2 separate regions of the Mus musculus genome follow, and region 1 is linked to region 2. Evidence: chromatin loops called from intact Hi-C (ENCODE). Cell type or tissue: left cerebral cortex. All regions are shown on one strand. Each heading gives the region's core, and the rest is flanking DNA. Links, peaks and the distances in the headings are about the cores only.

Region 1 (10,348 bases), core at 1,553-9,552, 130 kb before region 2:
AGGGGGATGACTATCCCGCCTTGCGATGCAAGAGGCAGGACTGGCACCCTTAAGGTCCTGGCACTCAATCTGGCACCTTTTCTAAAGGAAGCTGAGGCTAACAGCAACCCGTGCAGTAATGCCTGGAATTTGTTTGTCTCTTCAGCTCATTGGCAAAGACATGGAAGAAACCATTGAAGAAGAGACATCGGGAGACTTGAAGAAGGCCTATTTAACTATAGGTAAAGGAAAATTAGGAGAGTGCTGTCCCAGAGTGGGCTCCTTGGAACCTTTCAGAGAGATGGGGGTGGGGCGGGGTGGTCTTTTGACTTGAGTCACTTTGGAAGCACCACATATGAGCAGCCCTGGGCACGGCAGAAGGTGGATGTGATGTAGTTTTTGTTCTCTGGGGGAGCTCTGAAGGTGGGAGTGTCCCAAGTGAAGCAGGGAGGCACGGCTCTGCACTGTTAATGACTGTACTTACACCAACCAGTCACTGGACACAGGCTGTGCCCCAGGACCATCTGCAACACAGTGCAGCCAGCTCTCTCACTTGGAAGGTGACTTCTGAGAAGAGACCTAGCTGTTTGTGATTGTACCAAGAGTACAGGTCCCTTAGAGCATCTGACCAAGGCCTAAGCCTATTATCCCAGCTCAGCGAGCAGTTTGCAGCTTACATGACACACACTGAAAAGTGCCCACAGTTAGGACCTATGAGCAAGTTTCTGCAGCATGCCTAACATGGCCAGAGGGTTTCCTCTTCCCACTGGATTCCCTTCAGTGTTCTCAAAGAATGAGGTCTGTTTAGAACCAGAGGGGAGGGAGGCTAGATCTTGGCCATGGCCAAGCCAACCCCAGCACCTTTTCTTCAGATGTTGCCCAAAGACAGGAAATAGCAGAGAGATGGGCACGAGTCCATGTCTGGCATGCCCCTTTTTCCCTTTTGCAAGTCTATGGAATGAAGACATTGTCCATTGTCCGCTTTGCTGTGGTAGGGAGTTCAGGGAACCATCGCAAATGGCACAGGAATGGAGGGACATGTCCCCTCGAAAGAAAAAGACCCAAACAAGCAGCTCTGGAACCTAAACTATGTGCTTCTGCTGCCAAAGCCCTTTGTGGGGTTCGGAGGATGCTTTGTCCTCGCTGTTTTATTTTAAACAATGCCAGCAGTTGACCTTTTCTCGTCTATGCTCATTTCACATTCAAATTAGCAAACATCGATTTGACGTACAGAACTCTAAATGTTACCCACACTACCCATGCCCCACACGGAACACACATGAGCCCTGTGTGGACAGCTGTCCTCCAGGCTTCATGAAGGACCTATCCACTGACTTGTTGTTCTGAGAGTCCAGACCTTTTCCTGTACTGTGACACGAGGACCAGGAAGACCTCAGAGCACAATCAGAGAACACCAGTGCTACCATTCAATGACAGTGTTTTCCTAGTACCTGCCTAGCCCAGAGTTGTGTTCAGTGTAGGATCAGAGGCATGAAAGACACAGGTCTTTCTCATAAGGAGCTGAATGTCAACAAAGAACACACACACACACCAATATATTAAGCAACAGTGAAGACAGAAAACAGACATATGATTAGGAGAAGGGACAAGCCAGGCTCTGGAGTTTGGAGCCGTGAAACACAGGAGCCAATTAGACTCACAGTTTCAATGGTAAAGTGCTTAGAAAAGACTCTGAGAGTCAACCTCACAAAGAAATGGCTTCATGGCTGTGTTTCCTAGATATCCCCAACCCTACTCCACTTACCTCATAAAGACATCACCTCACCCCTCAGATCTATAGGGGCTGAGGTCACATGATCACCACCATGAGCATTTCTTCAATGGAGCCCATGAACCATCTTGCCTCAAAAGCTTTTCCTGGACCTAGCCCAGGTTTACCACAAAGAAACCAGAAGTGGGACAGAGCCTGGATAGCCACCATTGCAAGCTCCCTGTGATGGTCTTATGCTTAGTAAAGTTTGCGAAGCCCCACTCCTTGAAGGCAAGAAGATCAGGGGATGGTGATAAGCCATAGCTGCCACAGTGTCCACTCAGCGTGAACAGATATCCCCTAGCTATCCTGGCCCAACCTTCTGAGGGATCCCTGCTACTTGCTACTGAAAGGGAGCTGGCCTTTGGACATCCATCAGTGCTGTGTGTCATAGGAAAACTTTGTGGAAGCCAGAAGGTCATACAGCCTGAGGACCACAATGAGTCTCAACTACACACTTGCTATGATAGCATGGGGTTTCCTACCCACCTCAAACCAGGAGTTTGGGGATAGAGAGATGACACACCTGACCCTCGACTGACAAATAGTGGCTGTATGGCCTGAAAAAAAAAAGGGGGAGACTGGCTCCTGACCTGGGTTCTGCTCCTCTTCCGTGCTCAGAAACATCAGCCACACAGACAGTGACCTTGGAAATGAAAGCCCTGCTCTGGTAGAGATGAAGGTTCCCGTCACACACTTAAGTTGAATTTATTACTATTGCTAACACTGAAAAACTGTTGTAATTCTAGCACTGTAACTCTTGTCTGAGGCAGGGGGATTGGTTGAGTTTGAGGCTAGCCTGGGCTATGGAATAAACCCCTATCTCAAATAAAACCCAAATTAAAAAAAGTAATATCAGTAGGCTTTCTAGGAAACAGTCAACAACCTAACAAGTAAATGGTTCATTCCTTTTCAGCATTTATAGAGTGAATGCCTATGAGCCTGGAAGAAGCGGCTGGGAGTGCTGACTTTCCTCAGTGTGGGGGAAACCCAGTTGTCTACCCAGTTGCCAGGTTGATGAGCACACACCAAACTTCGTCAGCTTGTAAACAGAGCAAAGACAGCAGGCAAAGGGAGGGCCAGAAAGTAGTTCATAGCAACAACACAGAGAAGGGATCTTTATCAGTAGGGTCAAGCATCTTTGTCCCATATACAAGATGAAGGATGCTGGGGACCTGCAGATGGTAATGCAGAAGGTATCCAAACAAATGTAGCAAGGAAAACAAAGGGTGTAGAGGTTGCAGAACACAAGAAAGCAGGGTGTGGTCCAGCTGAGCAAACCTCCATATGAGGTTCTATTATGGAAGACTACTGGCCAAGCAGTGTTCCCATGGAGCCCTGCTCTAGCCCTGGAGGTTCCACTGGGTAGCATCATCTATGCCCATGAGTGAGACTCCATACCTCTACAATATGACAATATGAGCGCAAGGAGGACCCACACTCCTCCCCCAGGCCTTGTAGAGAATACAGGCTATTCTCATTCTGCAGTGGTTTCAACTCAGCTCTGGTTGGAGAGGCATACTATACTGACCCAGAGAACCTTCTAGATCTCATTTCACAACAGTTAAAAAGTCAGATCCTTCCAAACCTCTGCCTGTCAAGTCCAGAAGTCCCACAAGTAGCTGGGACATGCTGTGCCTGTGCAGGTTCCCTGTGTTGTCCCACAAACTATGAGAACATTTCACATCCTCCTTTTCCCTCCCTCCTAGTGAGATGTGCCCAGGACCTTGAGGGCTATTTTGCTGACCTACTATACAAGGCCATGAAGGGTATGGGGACAGATGAGGAGACATTAATTCGCATCATTGTGACCAGAGCAGAGGTAAGAAACACTTGACTCTAAAAAAGGGGACTCCAACATCTTTTCCTCCCACTGATGTCATTGGTTACTGTTGTTGTCGTTGGACTATTTCTCAAAACCCCGTAAGACAAAGACAGCCCTTCCCTTCCCAGAATATGCAGACCACATTGGACTCTACTTCAGCCTTCTCCTTGTCTTTTATTAAGATACAATACTGAGAGCTGCTTCTATTCTTGTCATCGGTGGCTCCAGAGAGCTGGTGGCGCAGTAAAGAGGAACTGCTGGAGCTGTTCCGAGGTAGCACAGCTACACCCAGCTCTATTTTAAGGAAAACAATCCAGAGCCTTGGAAAGGGGTCACCCCGCAGCAAGCAGAGATAGGACACAAGTGACTTCCTCACTCTCTTTATCTAACGGAGCACACCTTACAAGGATGAGTTTTTTTCAGAATAACAAAACAAACAAACAAACAAAAAAAAATCAACCCCACCCCCCAACTAAAATTTCAACAAAACAGTTTCTTGGCTTCTTTTTTTCCAATCCAGACCCTCTCAAAGAGCTATTTTAGACACTTATTTTTTTTCAAATTACTATCTTTCCTCACCCAAACTTAACAGCACAGAGAATACTGAATATCTGCTTATGAGCTCCAATGCAAATACTAGTACTTCATATATAAAAAGACTGGGGCTTCTTTTGCTCCCTAAGGAGCAGTCTGCACCCCCTCTCAGAGAAGAATGTGAGTCTTGGAAAGAGAAGGGCCGGAGTAGGCAGAAACTTGGAAGCAGCCAGCAAGCAAGTGTCACAGAGAGCGCCTGGGGCTGTCAGGCCTTGGTGAGCAGAAGTGAGGTGAAGGGGAAGTGGCAGGCTTGTCCCCGCTGCTGTGGCAGAAGCCTTGGCGAAATGAAAGGAGTCAAGCAGCTGAAAACCACAGACATCTTTTTTAAAAAGTGTTCAGTGGAGAGGGAGCGGTACCAACCCAAATTCTGACCCATGCCTTTCGACAAGCGCTTAACAGCTGACGTTGTTCTTAAATATAGCTTCACAGCAGCAAGGCAGTTCTTTCGTTTTTTTATTTCTGTGCCTGGAATTTCTCCCCCTCCTCCATGCCCCCCTTATTCATGTGAGCAGCTTCTTTGCTATTCTGCTAGAGTTTGCTTTCTCTCCTCAGTTCTGAGTCTCTCTCCCTCCCTTCAGGTGCTCTGCCTTCTTTGTCTCTCCAGCTCTCAGCCACTCAGCCCCTGCTGAAGTTCCAGGGAACTCTTGAGAGCAGCAGAGTTCTATAGACCCTGTGAGAGATTGGGTCCCATCAGATGGGTTGTCAGCATTCCATGTTCAATTCCATCTCCAAACGGACCACATGTGAGTGTGGGTCATCTCCATATGTGGTCAGTCTCTCTGAACCGCTTTGGGCCCAGCACATATATGTTTAGGGGATCCTCTAATCTTCCACTTGGACTAGAAAAAAATGCCAGCTGCTCCATCCTGCCCCTCCCCCAGGGCTGGGCATCCAGCCAGCCAGAGGACGCCCAGCAGGGCAGCATCTGTCCTCCAGTAGTCTCTTGATGGAGAGCAGTATCCACAGCAAACAACTCCTTACTCCCTGACCCTCTCCTACCTTTCGCTCTTCTCTTTCTCAGTACAACCACACACAGGAGAAGGGGAGCCTGATGCTTCTCTATGGTTTCTAGGCCTGCTGTGCAAGGCAGAGCTCAAACCAAAACCAAAATCAAAACCAAACAGAAAACTAAACTTTGTTTCTCTATAAGACTTGTTTTGTCCAGTCTGGAAGGTTTTTTTTTGTTTTGTTTTGTTTTTGTTTTTTTTTTTTTTGTTTTTTTTTTTCTGGTGTAGCTCTCCTCTTTGCAGCTGAAAGAGGCTGAAGCAGGACAATGTTTTGTCTGTTTTCCTCCCCATGTCCCTTCTGCCCCGAGTTCTTAAGCTTTCTATGAATTAGACTCAGAAGAAGTCCTACAAATGGTGATCAGTTTGAAATGTGATAACTGGAACCATTATTCCTCCTGATGTGGTACAAGGAAGAAATCATTTCTTTTTAATATATATATAATTTAATGTGTGTGGGTGTTTTGCCTGTATATCAATCCATGCAACATGTATGCTTGATGCCCAGGAAGAGGGCATTGGATTCCTTGGGTGTCTATCTGGAACTGCAGATACAGTTATGAGCTGCCATGTGGGTGCTGAAAATCAAACTGGGTCTTCTGGAAGAGCAGTCAGTGTTCTTAATGGCTGAGCCAGCTCCCTGGCCCCCCGGCTCCCCAGCTCCCCAGCCCCCCATGCTTAATTTTAAACCTCTGGAAAATCATCTTACCTTCTACCAAACACTGTCAAACTATGATTTGGAAAACCACCTACCTGTTTGTATATAGCTCTGTGGCCCAGAATGACTCCTTTTCAAACACCTATAAGACATTCAAAAGAAAAATGTTTTGTAACAATGAAAATATATGCAGTTTAGGAGGCTCAGAGGTTAAGAGCCCTGGCTGTTCTTCCAAAGGACCCAGATTTAATTCTCAGCACCCACATGGCAGCTTACAAATCTCTGTAACTCCAGTTCCAGGGGATCTGACACCCTCACACACATGTGCAAGCAGTCAAAACACTAGTATACACAAAATAAAAATAAATAAGCCATTTTTTAAAACTTTAAAAAGTATGCAGTTTAAATTTTAGCTCCCATAAATAAAATTTGAATGGAATATGTGCATGAGTAAGTGTATACATACACACATAAAGAAACACATATTTTTAGGGAGCTAAAGTAGGCTTTCTTTTTCTTATCCTCCAAATGTAAATATAATGCCAGCCTAGCTCCTGATGGCTGTTTAAAGATATAATTAATGAGTATGGTGGCGTAGGAGAGTGTTTGCCATTTACAACGCACGTACCATGGATGCTGTCACCTACGTAGTTGTCGTCATCCTTCCCACAGGTGGACCTGCAGGGGATAAAGGCCAAGTTCCAGGAGAAGTATCAGAAGTCTCTCTCTGACATGGTTCACTCAGATACCTCTGGGGACTTCCGGAAACTGCTGGTAGCTCTCTTGCACTGATCCAAGCCTGAGGAGAAACCCCCATAGCAGGATTCTTCCTCGGAACAAATCAAATTTGGAAATGGGTGAAAACCCTTCACCCCCTGGATTGTTTATTCATGGATTTAAAAGGAGCCCCAAGGCTAAATTGTCGAAGTCGGGAGCAGCCTCCTCCAAGGGCTTGAACAGTTCACCTTGAATGCTGGCTTAGCAGGAACCTGAACTGCCTGCCTTCCAGTCTCCCTTTAGCATTTGAAGCGAATGCTTTCTAAGCACAAATGGAATCAGCAGTTGGTGGGGGGAAGAACCCGAACATTTATAATAAAATGTTTAGAAAATTATATGCCTCCCAGATGTACAGAGCCAAAGCAGAGGTTAAATGGCTAATGCGGCGTAAAGACAAGATTAAACGGTTTGCTCATTTCCCCTTCTGTGTGCTCAGTTTCAAAGCCTTTCTGTTAATTACAGTTATGGTTTATGCCTCCATCAGCGGCTTTGCCAAATTGGCTTGATGAACTTGGGTTCTTGCCTGGGAAGTAGAGACCTTGTGAAATCCAAATGAACTGGGAGATTGCGAACATTTATTAACAATCACCGAGGATGGCAGTCAAGACCTGCATCGAGAAAAGAGACAGCCTTCCTATGTGAAATGCAATGAGATGTAAAACTCACTAACTGTGCCTTGTTCTATTGAGTTTTCTTGTTTCTCTACACATGTGGCTTGCCTGAGTCTTCCGATTTTTACATACAGTTAGGCTAAGCACAGTGCCAATGGGATTACCGTCAATGCCCTGTCTCTCAGGTGTATTGATTCTGCAATAATAAAATCTCTGGTCTTGTAGTCACATGGAGTCATTCAGAGACTATCAAGTTAACTTGGACACCTCAGGCAAGCCACCATAACTATTCTGTCCTAGATGAGATCTGCACCTGGCACTGCTGAGTACCACAGTTTTATACTGAATTCATAACCCTACAAGGTTCATGTGACCTCTGATGATGAGTAGAAGATATTAAGTAACCTGACTAAAATCCATTTGTAAGCAACACAGTAAGGATTCCTCTCACAAGCTGGATGGCTGACCAGGTTTCTCAGAAATGTGGCTTGCAGGATGTGTGTGAGAATGAGTCAGTAGTCATTCGTTGCTTCTTCTTCCGTTTACTATGGTGGGCTCCACTGACACAAAAGTCACCAGAATGTGGGCTGCTTCTAATGTAGTATCTTTCCAAGCCAGTCTTGAAATGAGATGTCTCCATCAGTGCGTGGAACGTTGTCAGTACACTAAAGAGTCAAAGTGCAGAGAATGCATGTCTACAGAGTGCTCAGATGTAAACGGGTTATCTGTATCACACCTCCTCCCATCGGGGCTCAGGGAACATCCCAGACAGGGAGAAGGAAAGACTAAAGGCCACTGTGGCAGAACAGCGTCTTCCAAACGTGGCATAACATTGAGCTCATGAGCTCGTAGCAGTTACGGTTGCCTGTGTAAGATCCACACGTGATCAAGGCAGTCAGCTCTCCAGCACAGGTAGGGTAGAAGCGCAGGAGGCCCATCCCTAGCGAGGAACTACTGACATCTTCTTCAGGGCTGTGGCCCCTAGTAGGTTGAGAGGCCAAGAAACAGTAATGGACAAATGATTTGAGACATGGGCATTATGGAGAGGACAGGCTAGCAAGGCTATATCGCTCAGTTTATATTTTGACCCCAGGAGCAATGGATGTTCTCCCAAGGTAGGGCTCTATGTTTTGAACACTGGCGGTCATTCGTGATAGCTACATGAACAAAGAACATGATCATGTGTAGATCTTTGGGAATCATTTGGATAGTATTATAGCAAATAGCCCAAATGTTCAGTGCAAGGATAGATGTCTTGCCATGGTATGTGTGAGACCCCGACTTAGAGCGTTTCTCCCTGGAAGGTGAAGCCCCTGGATGTTCCCCAAGCTTGTTTTCCCTGATCTTTAAAAATATAGCTAGAAAGAAGCTCTTTGTTCTCTATAGCCAGCAAAAAGTCTTTTTTGTTTCTATACTGTACAACCAGAGATGCCTGCCTTCCTGTGCCGAAGACATGGAGATAGACGCCGGAGAGGAGGCTGCAGCTCACTCCCCCCCCTCACCAGAAAGGAGCTGTAGCCAACTCTCCTCCCAACTCCTCCCAACTCCTCCCAACTCTCCTCCCAACTCCTCCCAACTCCTCAGCTAGCTGTTAAAAGCCCCCTACTGTCACCGCTCGGCTCACAGGGTTGAACTCCCCTGCCCTGCACGAAACCTCTTGCAGTTTGCATCAGGTGTGGTTTTCTCTCGAGATGTTGGGGTGTTGGCCAGCTCATCCCGGGACTTGAGCGGTGGCCCAGCATCGGGGGTCTTACAGTATGTCCTTTTTAGTAATTAGAAAATGGTGACCCACAAGTTATGGAGTTCTGTGAACACTGCTACATACCTAACAGTCATTGTCAAAGCTGAGCTTTTACACATAAAATGTTTTTTTTTTAAAACCAGGACCAAGTCTAGTAACATAACATATGAAATCTATGTGTCACCAAACAAAAGCAAAGCAACCCATCCTTGGGCTCTGAACTCAGCAAGGACAGGAAAACAAAAGAGTGGATTAAAAAGAGACTGGGCCAGAATTAGCCTTGTTTGAGGGGCATGATTCACAGATAGAGGAGACCTCCAAGGATTACATCAAAGCCTACTTCCAGTGTTACAAGCCAATAGCTCATTCCTCCAAGCCTATGCTATCCCAACATGCATTTCCTCCAGCAAGGCTCTGATGACACTCTGCACGGCTACTTGCCCCAGTGAGATTCTTGAGGCATTGTGGGTAAGTAATCTGGGAGTCTAGCCTGGGCAAACCAAATAGACATACACCCCAAAGAACTAAGGAGTCTCACCATCAGCTCTGGGAACATTAGCCTTGCACTGCAAATTCCTTTCAATAGCTTTGAGGGTTCCAGGTAGTCCTTCCATGCGTGCCTACCCCTCGCCCCATTTCACCCACTGTGTTTGAGAGGTGGAAACCCTACATGCTGATGTACTGTTGCTTATTGTTCCCGACTCATATTCCATGATGTCATGACAGCACCTTGAAGCAGGCTGTGATATTTACAGCATGGGAACTGGTGGATGCTGCAGATCAGGCCTTATTGCTGAGTATTTACACTTGCAGTCCCACGCATTTCAGTCTGTACACATGTGTATGCATGATACACATGTAGGCATAAAGAGAGCAGAATCCATTTGTGTTTCTGTTAAGTGCATTTATAGGATGTCTTCAGCTATGGTCAATGCCCATGGTTCTTGCTAGGATGCAAATGCTGACTCTAGAAAGCAACACAATGGGGCAAGAGAGGAGGCGGTCATAATAGCAATAGAGTAAGTAATAAGGACTGAGGGCATCCATGGTGTCCTGCCATTGCCACAAACTGTTTCCATTTCCGGTGTCAGGATTTCTTTTGACTTAGTTCAAGTCGTTGTGTGAGTACGCAGGACTCTGTAGGAACCTGAGAAGTGCAATAGGACTGTGGAACAAGATAAGTGTGGTAGGACTGCATCACAACAAAGCAGAGACACAGAAGGGAAAGTGGTCACCACAGGAGGGTTATACATGCTTGAGCCAAGAGATAAGAGAGATGCCAGGCTCGCTTACAGCAATCTGGTCACCTAGGACTTCTCATGAGAAGAAGCCTTAGTCTTTACAAGGCAGACGACCCCTTTGACCCAATCATCTTTCACATTTTAAAA
Region 2 (10,224 bases), core at 2,225-10,224:
ACTCTTGACTTTTTTCTCATAAATGGAGCCAGGCCCACACTTGAGGGATGCCAAGTGATCCTCATTAAAGTAATGAGGATATTTTCAGTGACATATGTCTGACTGACGTGAGTTTAGTTGGCGAGGCTTACAGCCGCCAAAGCCTCCAAAATAACTCACGGCTGGCCAGCCCTGCTAAAATACACTCCGAAGAAGGATTTCACACTGCTTTAAGGGTGCCCCGCCCTAGACTGACGGGCTGTAAGGCCATATGCAAATTGTTGTGACATTAACCATACATTCCTGCGACACCGCCAGCAGGTCAGGCTTAATACCCTGAGCTCACGCGGCTCATCTCTGTAAAAGTCACTAACTCGAACAGATCCGGTGGTTTCTTGTCCCTACCCCACCCCAACCAGCAAGTTATTTTTAACTTACAGCATTGGCTGATAAGTATTTTTCACATTAAAAAAAAAAAAAACCCTTTCAGAAACAGAGACTACAGAAAAAAAAAAAGACAAAATACCATTGCAATTCAGTGAGAAGTCACTCCACAAAAGCTTTGGGGGGAGAAAAACAAACCAATCAACTGGATCTGTTCATCCTAGATCCGCAGGTTTGCAAGGACTACGAAGGACAGGGTTGGCAAAATATTCTGCACTGTCTTCATGGTGGCCAGCGTCGGCCATTGGCAGGACAGCACATTCACATGGGTTTCTCTAAGAAGCCACCTTTAACAACCTCCCTTCTTTTCACCAATTCATTCATAAGACACCTTTGTTAGAAACAGGTAGCTTCGGGGTCCCAGTGTCCCTGATAAAAATGACCACAGGTGGAAGCCATGGAAAGAACAGCCTTCCAGGTCAGGCCAACAGCTGTTGACTTGTTAATTGGCTGCCAGCCATGCGTCGTGCATCATGGCAGGTACTGTGGTGATGCCAAGTTCTGGCTTCAGGACTGTGCCTGGTGAGAGCCTCCAAGAACGCATCCACCTCTGTATCATCAGCCTAACGCTGCGGCATCCATAGCTCTGTCCTGCTGAAGCTAGAAGACAGCTGCCAGTCAGTCAGCCCCTGCACAGTATAGCCAGCATCAAAGGTGAAGGCAGCCAAGCTGCAACCAGACACAGCCCAACAAGTTAGCCATCGTCAAGGGCCCAGCATCGCAAGCCTTCTTAACTGAAACCTGTCTTTGAGGAAGGGGCCAGTTAGATTTTTGATAGCAGAGGAAATCTAAAGCAGCGGGACTACATTTTTCAAAGTAGTCTGAGTTGAAGCTTGATAGTACACACACACACACACACACACACACACACACACACATACTTTTTAAAGAAAGAGTAAGATTGAGGCTAGAGAGATAGCTCTGAGGTTAAGAGCACAGCCTGTTCTTGCAGAAGACCTGAGTTAAGTTCCCAGTCAGTACCCACACCACAACTGTCTGTAACTCTAGTTCCAAGGGATATAACATGTCCTTCTGGACCCTTCCAGAAAACACACACACACATGGCATACAATCTCTCTCTCTCTCTCTCTCTCTCTCTCTCTCTCTCTCTCTCTCTCTCTCTCTCTCACACACACACATACACACACACACACACACACACACACACTCGTAAGTTTAAAATGTTTGTTTAAAAGAGAAAGTTGAAGGACTCAAGACAAACACTGAGGCTTCTGAAGATGAGTTCTTAGCCAGAAAGGAAGGAAGGAATGAGGGAGAGAAGGAGGGAAGTGGGATGGAGAAAAAGGAAAGGAAGGAGGGAGGAAGAGAAGGAGGATGGGAGGAAAGAAAGGAGGGAGGAGAAAAACTTGATTGCTTTACTTTTGTCTGAATTTTAGAGATTTAAAAAAAAAAAAAACTTGCACCAATTTCAGCCACCTAATTCTTGCTGACAGCCATCTACTGAGATGATATTGTGGGACAAAGCTCAGCAGCATTCTAAAAGAAACATTAATTTCTCGCTAATATACGTAGGATGACGGAGATACCGGTTTCATGTGTCACATCCCGGGACATCTGGTGCCACTCAAGAGTTCAAAGATGACTGACTAGCCAGGGTATGGATGGGTAGCAAACAGGAACACTCAAGCCTGCAGGCAAGTAACCTCTGCCCTCACCATAGGTCCTAGGATTTCCTGGCCCCAGCAAGTCATATGACCAATAACATAGATGGTACATATTGCTCACCCAGATGCTGCCACGGCTTTGTGGCTTTGGTTCTGGAAACCTAACAGGGACGATAAGAGAATGGAGAAAGGCTATACAGGCATAGGCACAGAAACTCTGGGATTGGGTGGGCTGGACCATGCACGCACTCATACATCAACAACGGGAGCAGCCCAGGAACTCAGCCTTAACTTTATACACCTAAATCATGGAGGCAGGCCGATTGTATACAAGCTAGGGGCAGGTTTACCTAGTCTCGGTGGAAGGTCTCTGTAGGCGAGGAGTCTCAGGCTACAGTCATCACAGGAGGGAGCTGTGGCTGCTAGTTTTTATACACACTGGCCAATCATTCATAAACAATCATTCGTGGGCCATAGTGACATGTAACAAAACTTTTCCTGGGGAGACACTATCCATGTCTACTCACCCTAGACAGAGAACTCCTGATAGACCAAAGTACAGATACCACCAAAGTCCAGCTTGGTAAATCGACAAGTGTTTTCAGGGTAACTTACAGGAATATGGGTGAGGGGTTACTTACTTCCAGGAGCAGAAATGACTCCGAGACAGCTGCATCACCAGGGCCCACCCCACCATGGGTGACAGCTCACAAGATGGGAACCTGGAGCACACTGCACAGTCTATAGGCAGCTCAGCATGGTGGATGGAGAGCATACCTTCCAAGAGGCTCTGATCTAACCCTTCTCCAGGCCAGTAGGTGGTCTGTGCTTTTTCCTGGCAGCTGGTCTGGTCTCAGAGTTTTGTTTTTTTTTGTTTTGTTTTGTTTTGTTTTGTTTTTTTTTTTTTACAGCTTGGCTGACTATCTCCTTTGCAACTTGCTATCTCTGAGGCTAACACTCAGTCGTCTTTATTGCTTACTGGCAGGGAGGAGCCTAATGAATCTAGTCAGTTTTAGGAACTTCCTAAAACTGGTTTGAGTTGCTCACCTCCCTCCAAAAAAAAAAACAAAAAACAAAACAAAACAATACAAAACAAAACAAAACAAAACAAAAAACCTTCCCTGCAGGATGAAATGTTTTAATCTTGGAGGAAACTGTTACACAGCACATAAACAAACAAACAAACAAACAAGATTTTGCCAATTTCCTGAGTCAAATTTGGAGACGGCTTTGCCACTCCCAGGGGTCTAATGCACTTGGACCCAGGGCATACCTGTCAACATGTCAAAAGTATGTACTCAGATTTCATCTGCTCTTTACACATTTACCCAAGGCGTCCTCTACTCCTCTGCAAGTTGCCAGGTCGAAAGTGTAGCTACATATACCTACTACAAAGAGGGAAGAGAAAAAACGGCACTAATAGCCCCCAACTACTTCACTTTCTAAATGATCTGAAAGGCCGGCATCTCTGCCTCCGACAACATCGCCTTGAGTACCCGGAGCCTCTTGCTGTTCATCCACCAAAGCGCAAGCTGCTTTCGTAGAATTGGACTCAAATCCTCTGTCTTCTGGACCCCTGTGGTTTCTCCCTGGAAGGAGCCCCCTACATCTTTAATAACTGCATCCCTTAATTGTATTCTCTTGCCGATATCAGCTCTCCCCCCAAAAAGCTCAGCCCCAGCATTGCCTCATCTCTTAGCCTGGTTGGTGTTTTAACATTTGTTTGGGATCTTCTGCGGGCCTTTTACAAGCCATTTTTATTATTGCTGCACTAATAAATTATTTATGGTGGGAAACCAAACTCAGAAAATCCTGGCTACTTGAAGACAGACTTTATTAAAAACATCTCCTTCCCCCTTGCAACACAGAACCCACAAGACACACTCGGTTCCTCGGCCTATCCAGCCTCAAGGCACAGTAGAAGAGACACTGCCACTGGCTACAGAGGCAGGGCTGTGGAAGAAAAGAACTGGAAGCTAATTCTCTAGCATGCTTTTATTTCTCTGCTTCTGCCCAGTGCCACCGTAGGTCCAGATGAATGTGACTTCCCAGGTCTGACTAGTAATGATGGGAGGCCAGAAGTCACCCTAAAGCAGTAGTCACTTATTCACACAAGAATTGCCTATGGAGAGACTGGTGAGTTGATTTGGTAGAGAGATATCATAAGACCCAAAAATTAACCTGCAAGCCCCACCGGCCAAAGAACAAGGACTAGGTAATTCCTTAGAATGCTGGGAGTTGTAGTCCTTGGAAAATATCAAAGCCACCTGGGAAAATACAATGGCCTTCAAAGCCTCTGTAAAACATGTCTAGGGGCCGCCACGCTGGGAATTCCAGAGAGTGGTCCTGACCAAAATTTATCCTGGTCAGTATTTAATTAAAGCTTGCTTCAAATTTGCCTCAACGTGGTAGAATTGCCCACCCCCTCCCCGTGCAAATCACGATTAACAGTGTCTCCATGGACACAGTGCTTGATGAACAGTCTTGAGGACCTGAGCTCAGACCCCCAGCACCCATGCAAACAAACAAACAAACCAACCCATTAAAGCACCTATATCTTTATCCTGGTGCTGGGAGACAAAATCCAAAGAATCAGAGGTTCATCGGCCTGCCAGTACAGACAATAGAGAGCTCCAGGCTCAGTGAGTCTGACCCAAAGATAAATAGGGACAAACGTGAGCAAGGAAGACACCTGACATTGACCTCTGCCCACCGCGGGCACACAAATGCACACTCTCTCAGAGGATGGAGGAAGATGGGATGGTTATGAATGGCCAATTCTGTGCCTGGTGGTAAGGCACTGGGCTGAGATGTCTCTAGACTAAAAGGGAGTTATGTTCTGCATAACAGGGAGGATCGCTCTGAGTTGAGAAGTAGCATAAGACCCTAGGTAATCACGGACTTAACCCTCTCTGAGGACCCCACAGCCTTTCACCTGAAAAACAGACTGGCCACCCCCTCGTGTTAGGAGAGATAAGCTCTTAACAGACTCTCTTCCCTTTCTGAAGCGGCCGTGAAACCCAGGAGGACTTTATAGCTAGAAATCAGAGAACACCAGGAATTGAACTCTGCGTAAAGGAAGAGAAAGAAGGGTTCCTGTGGTTCCACAGCCAAAAAAGCCCAACCCTGGGGCACTGGAGCAGCGAGTGTAGCCTGAGACTCCTTCCTGACTCCACGACCCTGGAGGCTTTGTTCTGAGCCAGGCGCCTCGACGCCAGCGCTGCTTGCCCAGAGTCCCTCAGAGTGGGACCCAAGACTGTCTCAGCTCTTCACTTCAACGCCATGGGGTCCGGACGCTGCGGGGGCCTCTTCTTTCCCCTTCCTTTGCCACTGGGGTAGTCGAGCTTGACAGCAAACGCATCAAATGACAGCTTTAAGGCGGAAGGAGTGGGGGTAGTCCCTCCCCGCCCCTACCGCACTGGGTCCCCTCTTTCACTTAGCACACCCTGGCGCCTGGAGTCGGTACTGGCAGTAAGAGAGGTTCAAAGAATGCACCCCTACCCGTCCCCAGACGTTCTGGCCTCCCCCAAGGCTGATCTGCCTGCAAAGATCGGTCCCGCAGCTTCCAGACCCTCTGGGACTGACAGTTCCCAACTCTCTAGGCTTCCTTGCTACACCCTGCTTGTCCGGGACCCGTAGAGGGGACCTAGTGCCGAGTGCAAGACCAGGATCTTGGTGGCGACAGCTACGCCTGATGGGGGAGTAGGGGAGGTGCAGAGGTGCCAGGGCACCGAGGGTCAGCGGGACATCTGGCCTGGCCATGCGGCTTCAAGTTTCCACGGACGCAAGGTTGTGCAACTGCGAGCAGAGCGAGAGCCGCGGGCGCCTCGGAAAACAAGGCGAGCCTATAAACAAAGCCACGTGGCCTCGGGGCGCGGGGGGGGGGGGGCGGGCTAAGAGCAGGCGGCTCTTCCGGCAACAAAGAGACGGGGCAGCGGCCCGGGATAAATACTGCGCTCGGGCAGCCGCTCAGCATTCCCAGAGTCAGGAGGCGACCTTCCCCAACGCCTGCGCCCCTGTGAGTGCAAGGATCCCCGCGCCCACCCAGGATCCGCAGCCCTCCACACTAGTTGACCCACTCTTGTCCCGGTCGCCGCCTGCGTCGTTCCCCAGCATCTTCCCAACGCGCCGCATACCCTGGGCAAGCCAGGCCGGTTCCTGGCTGTCAATCCGTCCCGTCCGTCGGTCGCGTCCGCGCTCTGTACCATGCCGTTCCTTGGGCAGGACTGGCGGTCCCCGGGCCAGAGCTGGGTGAAGACGGCGGACGGCTGGAAGCGCTTCTTGGATGAGAAAAGCGGCAGCTTCGTGAGCGACCTCAGCAGGTGAGGACATTCGCCGACTTCCAGCCCCACAAAACTGATTTTAGCTGGTCGGGGACGAGGGGGAAGTGCACACCTCAGGGGCAGGTGAAGGAGGGCAAGCAGGTCTGGGCCAGAATAAAGAGGGGGCTTCCGACTGAAGGGACAGGAGTGAGGTGCCGGGATTTCGGTAAAGGTCGCCAGAACCCGAGAGATGGGTAATTTAGTGTCTCCTCCTGATCAAGGACAGTGTCTCCCAGCAGAAAAGATCCCATACAGAACCCAGGATCCCTCAATCTGGCAATAGGGGATTATGTCCCTAAACACTTGAACACAGGCGCACAACTCATGGACTCTTCCTTTAGATCCCGCAATTGCAGTCACTGTTTTAAGTGGGTGCTAGCGACTTGGCTGTTTGCCTTTCACTGTCCTATGACAGGACCCCAAGAGTACAAGAGCGGTAGTAGTCACAAGCCGGATGACGGGCCCTGCCATGAGTGCTTGAAGGCTCTTCCCACGCGCAGTCGACGGCTGAGTGGGCCGAGAAAAAAAAAAAGTGACTGGGAGGGGCAGCCGATGGGCCCCGGGACAGCTTGCGGAGTGGGTCGTTGTGGTAACGCTTAGGGGCTGCGGAGGGAGGCAGGGAAGAAATGCAAGAACAGTGCTCTGCTTCAGGAAGGACCAGACACTTGCACCTGTTTCCTCCGTGGCCCTTTCGGTCTTTATACCGTGAGCACACTCCCATCCTTAGTGGTGCCTGCCCGCTGCAGAAAGACCACCCAGACTTGAAGTTTCACCTGAGCTCCGCTGTCTAGTGAAATCTGAGGTCAGAACAAGTGCCCACTCATAGAGTATCAGGTCAAGAATCAATCCCCAGCCTGGACAGCTGACTCCCTGAGACACCTGAGGAACCGACAGAAGTTTGTTTGGAGGCGCTGGTGCAGTTGAAGTCACCTTTCGGTGCTCTCTCCTCCCACTGTCCTTTGATTAACACACACACACACACACACACACACACACACACAACCTGCATCCCTAAGCTGACTTCAACAGAGACTTTTGTGAGTGTGCCAGGTGACGCTGAGTGAGATTTGCCAATGGTTGCTTGAATAAAGGTTTGGTAATTAATTATCAAGAAACCAGTGGGACCTCCAGGGCCTCCCATTTGTTTGTGATTTGTAATGCTTGAATTCCCTTTGTCTCCTAATGAGGTGAAACAGTTCCCTGAACTTAGGGCCTTCCAGGAGAATCAAATATATTAGCCTTGTGTTAGGTCCTTTTTTTTTTTTTGCAAGTCCCAGGGGAGTTTAGAACACTCTAAAGAACTCTTACTCACAGAAAATCAGATAAATTACCAACCATTGTCACCTGACTGTTTCCCAGCGAATGAAGTTAACGGTTATACCTAATACTTTTTCCTCAACTAAGTGAGAAGGGGGTGCACCAGAAGCGTTCTCCTCCTTGGAACCATCCATCTTCGGAGCCTGAATCTAACATCCCAGCTCTTTGTTTCTGTATAAAAAGCTTAGCTTCTTTCCAGGATGACGCAGCAGGGGTCCAGCCCACTGCATTATCTTGACTTCCCCTAGTAAAATAGGATAACAGCCCGCTGTGTTTCAGCAGGCTGGGAACTAAACTGGAGAGACCCCATCTCATCTGGATGCTCACTCCATCCTTGCTCCATGAGACAGAAATAGGACACCTCACTCTCCCTATTCCAAAATATCTGAAGAAGTTAAATCTGCCTCTGAGGCCCGGTGGTGGCGCACGCCTTTAATCCCAGTACTTGGGAGACAGAGGCAGCTGGATCTCTGAGTCTGAGGCCTAGGACTGGTCTACAGAGTTGAGTTTTGGGACAGCCAGGGCTATACAGAAAACAAAACAAAACCCTGTCCTTTTGTCCCTTCCTGATCCGCTTTCTTTTCTTGTGGGTCACACCTGGGAGCTGAAGCAGTCACTCTCAGTCATCATGGTCTCAGCAGTGATCAATACACTGGCCACCTGTGGTCCTTTGCTGAGTCACAGTTGAGGAATGGTTTGGTCATCTGCCTCTCAGCAGAGCAGCTGACTGTTTGCAGGGTATTTTTTTCCCCCAGCAACCATAAACAATCCCCTCCTTCCACAGCAGAAGAGTCTGCCAACTTCTTAAAAGCAGTGGCCTTCTGAGTCTGGGTTTGTGATCTCGGGTATCTCGCTGTTTTCCGTCTTGGTTTTCCTGTGATGTAAGGTTTGGGCCCAGTGCCTGGCTGCACAGGTGAGCTTGAATGCCCTCTCTTGTTCTAAGAAAACAGAAGGCAGGTCCTTTATAAAAGAGGGTGGGTGAACTGTAAACTGAACTATTGAGGCTTCTCTAATTCCACGGACAATCCTGAAAGTTGCCCAGCAAGAGTAAAGAATAAAGGCATACTCTCTCGGGGTTATTGTTTAAGCCATGGCTTGTCTGCACAGTACACCTGTTAAATAGACTCTGCTGGCCATTGTCTCTGTGGTCGAGGGCCCTGCCCTCCAACAGCCAAATGTTGCAGTCTCCGAATAGCCAAATAACCTCCTGAGATCATAGAAGAATTTAGATAAGCTTAAAGCTGACCCTTTAAAAAGTTGCATCTGAGCCCAGCTGTGATGGTACACACCTTTTATCCCAGAACAGAGGCACAGAGACAGAGAGAGGGGGGTGGATCTGAGTTCAAGGCCAGCCTGGTCCTCAGAGCAAGTTCCAAGACAGCCAGGGCTACACAGAGAAGCCCTATCTCCGAAAGCAAACAAAAAGTTGAGACTGTTGGTTTGTGAGGCACAACTAGGATTTCAAGGAAGGAACACTGTACAAGCTGGGGCCATCCAAGAATGCTTCAAGGAAGTGATGGTTGAGGTGACCAACACTGCCTCCTCCCCAACCACCCCTGCCCCGCCCCAACTCCAAGATGAGTAATCTCAGCTCTCTTCTCCAAGCCTGCACTTCTGCTGTTAAACGCCCGTTCCAGAGTTACATACTGTGTGTTGCTAAGGCTGGCCCAGGAAGGAGGAAGTTGGCCTTGATACCTTGAAGAAAAATAATAGAGATATTTTTACAAGCACTTAACCCTGTGCAGAGCACTATTGTAATAAGCCTCCTGCGCTAGTCTGTTTCCCCAAAGCAATCCAGGAAGTAGCCTTTTCAAGTTTGGCAACCTAGATATGACTTTGAGCATCAAAAATCTCACTGGACATAATCAGGGCTAAATAATAACTGCTTTGGGTCAGGAAATGGTTTTAAGTGTTTTTTCTTAATTACAAATGAAGTAAGAAATAAACCTCTTGTTTCCCATGCCCTCCTCTGTCTGTGCACCAGTTTTCCTACTTATTGTCTTCCTTTGAAAACTTTCCACTTCTTCTACAATTGCCTTATAGTATTTTGTCTGTGTTTGATGATGTGGGTGTTGTGGGTGTTGGGTGGGGGAGGGCTTTTTCCTTATTCTTGGCCTGTAAACATCAAGATTAGTAAGAAGGAGTTACAAAGTAGCAACTCCTCAACTATTCTTTTATTTGGTGGAGGAAACCAGCCTCCTTGAAATGGTTTTGCTTATTTTAAATACTTTTATATATGTGTGTGTGTGTGTGTGTGTGTGTGTGTGTGTGTGCCATGATTTGTAAATTGTGGTTGTTTTTCTTGTGAAATTTTTGAGCTGTAATTTTCCATTGATTTTTGCATTTCCTGGAACGAGACATAACTGGAGTCTCAAAATAGCCACTGAATATATTATTGCTTAAAAGAAAACATAAGTAGACAATACAAGTAAACTTTACAGCCCCGCTCCCCAGCCTCCGGATTTCAAACCCTAATATAAAATGAGACGTATAGGGTTTTCCCTGCGCTTAAAACTTTTCTACACTCGGCATCAATG

What was found. A loop is a pair of places that touch in the nucleus more often than their neighbours do. Peaks named below come from ENCODE experiments on the same cell type or tissue, not always from the same donor. Only the 100,000 strongest peaks of a DNase experiment are listed, where the experiment ranks them.
Region 1: a loop joins it to region 2, with 6 times the contacts of the local background. A loop is called at or near these places in 14 of 42 quality-filtered maps.

The regions. Positions count from the first base shown.
Region 1 is chr15:58,338,149-58,348,496 of GRCm38, reverse strand. It overlaps Anxa13 (annexin A13), which reads left to right. Exons shown (of 8, transcript NM_027211.2): 7 at 3,462-3,572; 8 at 6,504-7,033. The coding sequence ends at 6,623. Among named protein-coding and RNA genes, the nearest start is that of Klhl38, 19 kb to the right of the region's middle. In left cerebral cortex, for the core only: no CTCF peak of the experiment used is centred there; DNase peaks (open chromatin) are centred at 4,535, 5,015, 6,448, 7,074 and 2 more places; H3K27ac peaks cover 2,429 bases.
Region 2 is chr15:58,210,642-58,220,865 of GRCm38, reverse strand. Fbxo32 (F-box protein 32) reads left to right here and starts at 5,974. Exons shown (of 9, transcript NM_026346.3): 1 at 5,974-6,370. The coding sequence starts at 6,255. In left cerebral cortex, for the core only: CTCF peaks have their summits at 5,301 and 5,505; DNase peaks (open chromatin) are centred at 6,842, 7,377, 8,188, 9,234 and 3 more places; H3K4me3 peaks cover 3,474 bases; H3K27ac peaks cover 3,515 bases.